Regions from separate parts of the Mus musculus genome. Here region 2 is linked to region 1. A link is a contact called in ENCODE Hi-C or POLR2A ChIA-PET data. All regions are on one chromosome and are shown on one strand. Each heading gives the region's core, a stretch centred on a gene start or an enhancer-like site at or near the end of the contact. The rest is flanking DNA. Distances are from core to core; before and after follow the strand shown. Region 1 overlaps Dcaf8 (DDB1 and CUL4 associated factor 8). Region 2 overlaps Dcaf8 (DDB1 and CUL4 associated factor 8).

The links. A loop is a pair of places that touch in the nucleus more often than their neighbours do. ChIA-PET counts read pairs that join two places held with the same protein, here RNA polymerase II (POLR2A).
Region 2: a map of heart shows a loop between it and region 1 (1.8-fold over the local background). The contact joins two enhancer-like sites. A Hi-C loop is called at or near these places in 4 of 37 maps with a recorded cell type or tissue (adrenal gland, heart and left cerebral cortex). POLR2A ChIA-PET finds 5 or more read pairs at or near these places in 3 of 5 experiments (Patski and embryonic stem cell).

Annotation. Positions count from the first base shown.
Region 1 is chr1:172,160,093-172,163,806 of GRCm38, forward strand. The region is part of intron 2 of Dcaf8 (DDB1 and CUL4 associated factor 8); the gene reads left to right. Among named protein-coding and RNA genes, the nearest start is that of Dcaf8, 14 kb to the left of the region's middle. Within about 2 kb of position 2,100, at least 1 of the 3 ENCODE cell types and tissues checked has a DNase peak (open chromatin) inside an H3K27ac peak, as active enhancers do.
Region 2 is chr1:172,194,501-172,198,214 of GRCm38, forward strand. Dcaf8 (DDB1 and CUL4 associated factor 8) reads left to right here. Exons shown (of 14, transcript NM_001357204.1): 14 at 56-1,893. The coding sequence ends at 172. Pea15a (phosphoprotein enriched in astrocytes 15A) reads right to left here. Exons shown (of 4, transcript NM_011063.3): 4 at 2,228-3,714. Among named protein-coding and RNA genes, the nearest start is that of Pea15a, 10 kb to the right of the region's middle. Within about 2 kb of position 1,718, at least 2 of the 3 ENCODE cell types and tissues checked have a DNase peak (open chromatin) inside an H3K27ac peak, as active enhancers do.

The DNA.
Region 1 (3,714 bases), core at 850-3,349:
CTTTTTGTTGCTAAGCATGTGGCCTGGCATCCATCTGCATGCTACACCGCGTTTCTAGCTTGTGACTTATACAGCTGAGGGCTTGAGGTTGTTTACATTATGATATCCCGAAGTCTAGCACGTGCAGTTTGTTACACAGATCTTTTAGCATCAGGGAGGCCCTGACTTTTTTTTTTCTTTTCTTTTCTTTTCTTTCTTTTCCTTTTTATTTTTTATTTTTTTATTTTTTTGTTTTGTTTGTTTGATTTTCTTGAACCAGAGTTTCTCTGTGTAGCCCTAGCTGTCCTGGAACTCACTCTATTGACCAGGGTGACCTCAAATTTATAGAGGGTCTACCTGCCTCTGCTTCTTGAGTGCTGGGGCTAAAGGTATGTGTGCCCCAACAGTTTTTAAGTAAGAGATTCTCAGGGTTTTTTTGCATGATTTTTAGTTATTATTCTGTCATATAGTTAACTAAAAATTTAAGGTGTTGTTATTATTAAAACAAACTAGATGGCTGGGATTTACTAATGAACTTGAAATAATACCCCACCCCCACCCTCATGCTCAAACAGTTTACTCTTTAACCTTCACTTTGGCAGGAGTCATGGTTATTTTTAGAGTATAGGCAGTAGAGCTAATCTAAACTCCTCCAACTACCTGAGACAGTGACCTCATCAGCTCTCTCAGCTCAGAATGGTTTGTTCTGGACCAGATTTGACATGTTAATTGATCACAGTGGAAACAGTGGAGTTTTGGGTTATGTAAAACATTGAAAAATGAAAATGATGGTTTGGGCTTGACTCAATGATAGTTATTTTGTTGGTGAATGGAGGAGATTCTGCAGTGGTTATGGTGTTTAAGTTGTACGGCACAGTTGTAGCATCTCTGCCTGCTCTAGTTTAGACAGTGTCTTAAAATGGCTCAGGCTGCTATGCCAAAATTCTAATGCCTGCTGGCTTAAACAACAGAACTTTATTTCTTACAATTCTAAAGGGTAAAGTCTAAGAACACCATTATGCATGGTTTCTGGTCATGGATGTCCTCTTGCTTATATGTATCTGCCTCCTCATCATGCCCTCACATGCCAGAGAGAAGGGAGAAATAAAAAAACCTGTCACTTACAGTGTCACAGATCCCATCACAAGGATAGCCATTTTTATGACCTCATCTAAAACTGATTGTATTCTAAAGATTCCATCTCTAAATGCTGTCACATCAGAAATGTTTTCAATATAAGAATTGCAGGCGGTCACTGTAGCTTCTACACTAGAGTTGAGTTGGTTATGTTTCATTTTGACTGAAACTTAGGAGAATCATAGCTTCTCTCAAAAGTAGTTGTATTATTGTCATAATTTGTGTGTGTGTGTGAGAGAGAGACAGACAGAGAGAGAGAGAGAGAGAGAGAACGAACACATATGCCACATCATTTGTTGTGGGCAGAGGCAAGCAACCTCAGGTGGCTTCCTCGCCTTCCACCTTGTCTGCATAGGGTCTTTGTTGTTTGCAACTGTGTACACTGGGCTAACTAGGCTTCAAGCTACTGGGAGTTCTCATAGTCTCCAACTCCCATTCTCCTAGGAACACTGGCGTGACAGATGTGAGCTACCATAGCTTGCTTTTGCTGTGGGGCCTGAGAATTTGAACACATTCTTAACACTTATGCAGCAAGCACTTTACCCACTAAACCTCTCCTCAGCCCATAGTTTCTTGGTTTTCTAGAGAAATAGTTCCTAAAATGAGAATTTATACACACATTAAAGGATATATAAGATGATCCAGTAGTGTATAGAAAAAGAATGGTGAAATATTTGTTTGGTATATATTCTAGAAAAATTAACACACCTTTTAAAAGTTATTAAATTTTCCTTATTTTTTTGTATGTGCTATGATGAAATTGTGGAAGTGTGAGGACAATTTGTGGGAGTTGTCCACCATATGCATTCCAGGGATCAAACTCAGACTTGTAAGCTTGGTGCGGGGTCAAGAACATTACTATCTTCCTGGCCTGTGCTACATTTTTAAAATGTATTTTTATTATTGTGTATGTGGGTGTTTTTCCTGCCTGTGCATTACATGCATGACTGTTACCTGTGGAGGCCAGAAGAGGGCATCCTGTTCCTTAGAATTAGAGTTATAGACAATTGTGAGCTAGTGTGTCTCCTGTTGATGGGGAATTGAACCTGGATCCTCTGAAAGAGCCCCAGGTGCTCTGAAGCTGTGACCCATCTCTCCAGCCCTCCTGTTTTGCACTTTAGAGATAGGGTTGTATTATGTAGCTTTGACTGCCTGTTACTCTGTGTAACCCAGGTTTGCCTTTAACTCTTGGAAATCTCTTGCCTCAGCTTCTCAAGTGCTGGGATTACCAATGTGTGCTTCCATGTTTGTTGAATCTTAATATTTTATGCAGTCTGATTATACATGCATACATATTGGGGGTAAATGCTCACAATTTACACTGAAGTTTATTAATAACATTTTGTTCACTGCACCTTTCTGCTACATTTTAGCATAAAATTCTAAGGTATAATATTTCTGGAATAGGTAGAGATGGAATATCCCTTGCCTAAAATGGTCAGGACTAGAAGCGTTCTCTGTTTTGGCTTTTTAGATGGTTGGTTATTGCAGCATTGGGTGTTGAGCTCAGGCCTCATAGTTGCTGGCCAAGCACTCTGCTGCTCATCAGTACTTCAAGCCTAGATTTACTAGTGTTTTCATATAAATAATAAGAACATCTGAAATGCTCTAAAATTTGAAACTGAGGATCATGTTAATTCTCAGAATGTTTTACAGTGTGGGCCATCTGGATACTTAGTTAGATACACTCTGTCTTCTTTGTTTTTTGAGAACAGGGTCTCATGTAGCCTTTGAATTTGTTACATGTCTGAGGATAACCTTGAATTCATAGGCCTGCCTTCACCTCCTAAGCACTGGGTTTACAGGCATGTGCTACCATGTCCAGCTTTCAGTCTGTTATTTTACAGATGAAGAAAGCAAGGTCCAGTGGTGGTCACGAGCTTGTCAGGGTACAGTGGACTGCTGGCTTCACTCTAGAAAAATTAACCTTTTTAAAATTAACTGCTGAGTTCTTGAACTTCTCCCTTTTTTTGTTGTTGTGTTTTTGTTTTTCGAGACAGGATTTCACTGTATAGCCCTGGCTGTCTGGACTTGATTTGTAGACCAGGTCAGGTTGCGCTTGAACTCACAGAGATCCACCTCCCGAGTGCAGGGATTAAAGGTGTGGACCGCCACTGTCTGCGGTCTTCCTTTTAGTCTGAGACTGATTTTGCTAAAATTTAACTTTTATTGGATATCACAATGTAAAATATCTGCTGTGGTTTACATAAGCATCCACAGGGTTTTCTGGTTCTGAGTTTAGTAATGAGGTCTGTCAACTTTACTTCAAAAAGATCCTTTTTTTTAAGACCCATAAGCCATTTTCTCTTCTAAAAGACTATACTGTCCACTGTGGATATAGTTGGACATTATGGCTCATTTTCCCCACTTCTCAGAGCCAGGTCATCATAGAGAATAGGAAAACAGGTAGCTTTAATATAACAAGTCCACACATTCTGGACCTCCTGATGCTATTTAGTTATGAGAATGGTTTTGGGGAGCTGCTGTTTTATCCTCTGGAAATGGATAATAGTGGAGTAGAATGTGATGTAGTAGACAGTTTAATTCTAGAAGTGGAAAAATATGTCATCTACTCTTACTTTACCATAATAACAGTGG
Region 2 (3,714 bases), core at 468-2,967, 34 kb after region 1:
AACAGTCTTGTCCTTGATCCAAGGACATTACTAACAAGGATTTCCCATCCTACAGCGCTGGCGAGAACCTGGGGTTGGGGCCACAGATGCAGACTCTGATGAGTCTCCCAGCTCCTCAGACACATCCGACGAGGAGGAGGGCCCTGACCGGGTGCAGTGCATGCCATCCTGAGGCCCCACACCTAGGAGGGATGGGCTGGGGCTGCCAACCCGATCCTGCCTGGGCAACTCTTTTTCAGTCCCAGGCCCTTACATTCAACAGAAATGCACTTTGGACTTTTTGTTTAAATAAAAGAAAGATACCTGAGGAGGACAGAGCACAGGAGACGGAACCAGCAGAGAGCCCCTAGAAGTGAGAGATGAGAAGGAGCCTGAATGAGCTTCCATGGAAGGTGCAAAGGACTCAGAGAAATGGGCCTCTCCCTGAAGCCTTTTGTCAATGGGCTTGGATAGGAAGTGGGGCTTCTTTTTCTTTAACCTCCCTTGTTTCTTTTGGGGGTGGGGGGTACCAATAGGCCAGAGAGAAGGCTGGGCATGCCACTCTCTTTGGTTTAGGGTTTCACCTTTTTTTTTTCCTTTGTTTTTTAAGAAGTCTGACAGTTGCTTTGTTTTTTGCCCGAGCAACCACGTCCCATCCCAGGATCCTGTTTTTCTGGGAAATCCTTAAGAGCCCCCAGCCACCCCAGCACTCTGCTCTCCCTTCCACAACACTTACTCTCTGACCTTACCACAGTGCTCTGCACTGCTGCCCGTTGTCTCCTTCACTCACTCGTCATCCAGCGCCCTCTAAATGGGGGCTGGGATGGGGACTGAGGAGACGTGGGAGGGACAAGAGACGGAAAAACAGGAAGAAGTTACCTCTTGGTTTTGGTTTTAACTGTTCAGTGGTGGCAATTTCCCTGTCCCTATCACTGTTAGAGGCCTACTTTTATATCTATAAATATATTAAAAAGCAAGTTAAACTTGGATGTATCAAGTTAAAATTATTGTCAGAAGTTTAAATACCTATATATTCTCTATGAATCCAATGCAATAAAGGGGCTGCAAGGAAGAGCAAGCGATCGAGTGATGCTGAAGAGGTGACGTGGGTCAGATGATTCATGGCTGCTCTCAGAGCCTAGGGCTTACCTGTAGCTTTCCCAAGGCTCAAGGGTGGAAACATAGTCAGCTGTGCCCTTCTCTGCCTCAGTACTGAGCTTTAGAAAAACAAATTCCTCTCAACTTTGCCTCAGGTCTCCTAATTTCTGTAAGTCTGTGGGGGCTCCCAAGATTGCTCCTCTCATTAGAGGCTGGCCTGTCTCTAAAACATGACTGAAGTGTGACTTCAGGAAGGGCGTCACTGCTGCAGACTGTCTCCTGGTTCTGAGTATAACGGAAAGCACACTCGCCCCCTCCCTTTAGTTAGCTGCTTGATTCTTTAAGCATCCAACTCCACACCAGCTCCCTTCCTAATGGAAGGATGAAGGGAGAGCTTCCTGGGAATCAAGGGACAAGCCAGTAATTGGAGGATTTATTCTGGTGCCTGGGGCTTAGAGCCCTGTCTTCAGCACTGGCCACTGAGTATGAAAGTCCCTGTGGAATTCTTACCCTAAATGCTTGTGCTGCTCTTCCTGTGCCCCGGTGTTCACAAGGTCCAGTCAGGAGGCCTACACCATGGGATGGAAGTTGGAGAGAGAGCGGAGGGTGGTATCCTACACACTCTTTCCTCTTGACCCCATCCAGCAGCGCAGGCCAGATGCCAGCTCCTGGGCTTCCTTCGTGGCAGGGAGTGTGTGGTAACTGAGTAGTAGTCTTATGTCCTCACTGCTAGAGGGATGATGAGGTGGGCTTAAAACCATGCACTCTGGAATTTGTTGTATTTTTTTCTCAGTAAAGCTTTTCCCCTGACTGCTGCTTTGTGTGGTATGTGGTCCATTTATTGTGATAGAGGACATAGTGTACAGTGTATTCCTTCCAGATACATGCTTGATTTTGCTCATACTTAAAAAGTGAAGTCTGGGATATCCCTGTTTCTAGTGCTTGAGCCATAGAAGAATGTTGTAAGGGAAATAGGTCTGTTAATGTCAGTGGTGCTTAAGAGATGGGGCACTTTCTTTGGGGTTGTTTTCTAGTCCCTTGTTCTATACTGCAGTGAGTGGTGATAGGGAAAACATGGCTACACACCCCCTCCCAGTCATTCAGAGCTTCCCAAACTTAGTGACCCACAGAGATTCTAGAATCAGTCAGGTACGGTAGAGTCAGTCACCTTTATTCCAGGGTTAGAACAAGGCTGTGCACGCTGCAGACAGAGGAGCACAGGCTAGGAGCAACCTCACAGCAGCACGAGGGGGTGAGTATATTAGGGCAGGTTAGTCTGTTTAAAGTTTGGTTTTTGCCTTACAGAGAAGCTTCTGAGAAGCACCCTGTCTCCTCCCTCTTCCATAAGGGAAGCGCCGTCTCACTCCTGCTCCCATGGAACACCCCAGAAGGAAGGATGTTACCCAGAGTTCCTTTCTCCCACCCAGTTGTACAAGGATTTCTTGTCTTAAAGGAGATGCCAGGCAAGACTAGGGAGATTTAGGAAGGACCTTTAAGGCAAAGCTGGAGTCTTCGAGGTGTGAGAGTTAAGGCAGGTGTCTGCAGCAGTGGCCAGAGGAGATGGGCAATCTGGGCTCAGCTAGGAACTGAGGGTGCTCTAGTCAGTCTGGCTTCAAGAACCCTCTTCTGACAGCCATTCCTCCCCTCCCTGTGAAGTTTTGCTCCCACATCCTAAAAGCACCTACCTTCATCTTTCTCTAAATTGTCTCTTAGCTCACATGTAAATGTAACATTTGTTGTGGTTAGTTGAAATGTGTTCTTTTCTGTTTGGACTCTGTAACAATTTGGCTCTGCCACTTCCTTTCTGTGGCATCCCCTCCCACTCCCGCTCTGGCCTAGACAATAAGTTAATGCTAAAAACCACAAAAAAGGGCAGACATGGCAGTGCGGGTTTAATATACATATATGTAGAATATATATGTACACACAGTTAGCACGGTCAAGATGGGGAAGGGCATCTTGGGACAGGGAGGAGGCTGGGTTCACTCACTGCACTCTAGTGACTTGACTGTGTGGCATCCACAAACCCAAATGAGAAAGGTTACCAGTCCCTTCCTGGATTGAATCAGGGTGGTGGTCAGTGCAAAGGAAACACTGTAATTAACTACTTGCTTGGAGAATTCTAAACTGGAGAGTGGAAAGGTTGCCTACAATACTCTGTAGGTTGTGGGCAGGTTGGGGTTAAAACCTAAGGATCTCATCCCCCAATCTCCCTAGGCTCCAGGTCAGTTTATCCAACAGTCTGTATTTAGAAACTGAGGAGCAGAAAGTGGGCCTGTCTCTGCCTGCGTCCCTAGCTCAGGCTCAGTAGTGCATGGTCCCGGCATCGTCTCTCCAGAGCAGAAGGTTGGGGGACAGTAAATGCTGGCTTCTCCATTGGGGTTTGATCTTTGGGACCAGGAAAGGATCGAGTGGTCTTCTCATTAAGATTTCTGGCTCATCCGCATCCCAGGCCCATAACAAGGGCATAAGGAGGGCCCATTGGCACTCAGGACCTCAGCCTAAGGGAACAGCAGGAAGCTGGCTTCTAACCAGTCCAGCATAGAGATACAAACACTGAGTCCTGGCTTTTCTTTGTCCCTTACCAGGTGGAGGTTGAGTGGCCTCTTTACCTTCCTTCCCCACTGGTTTTCTTTA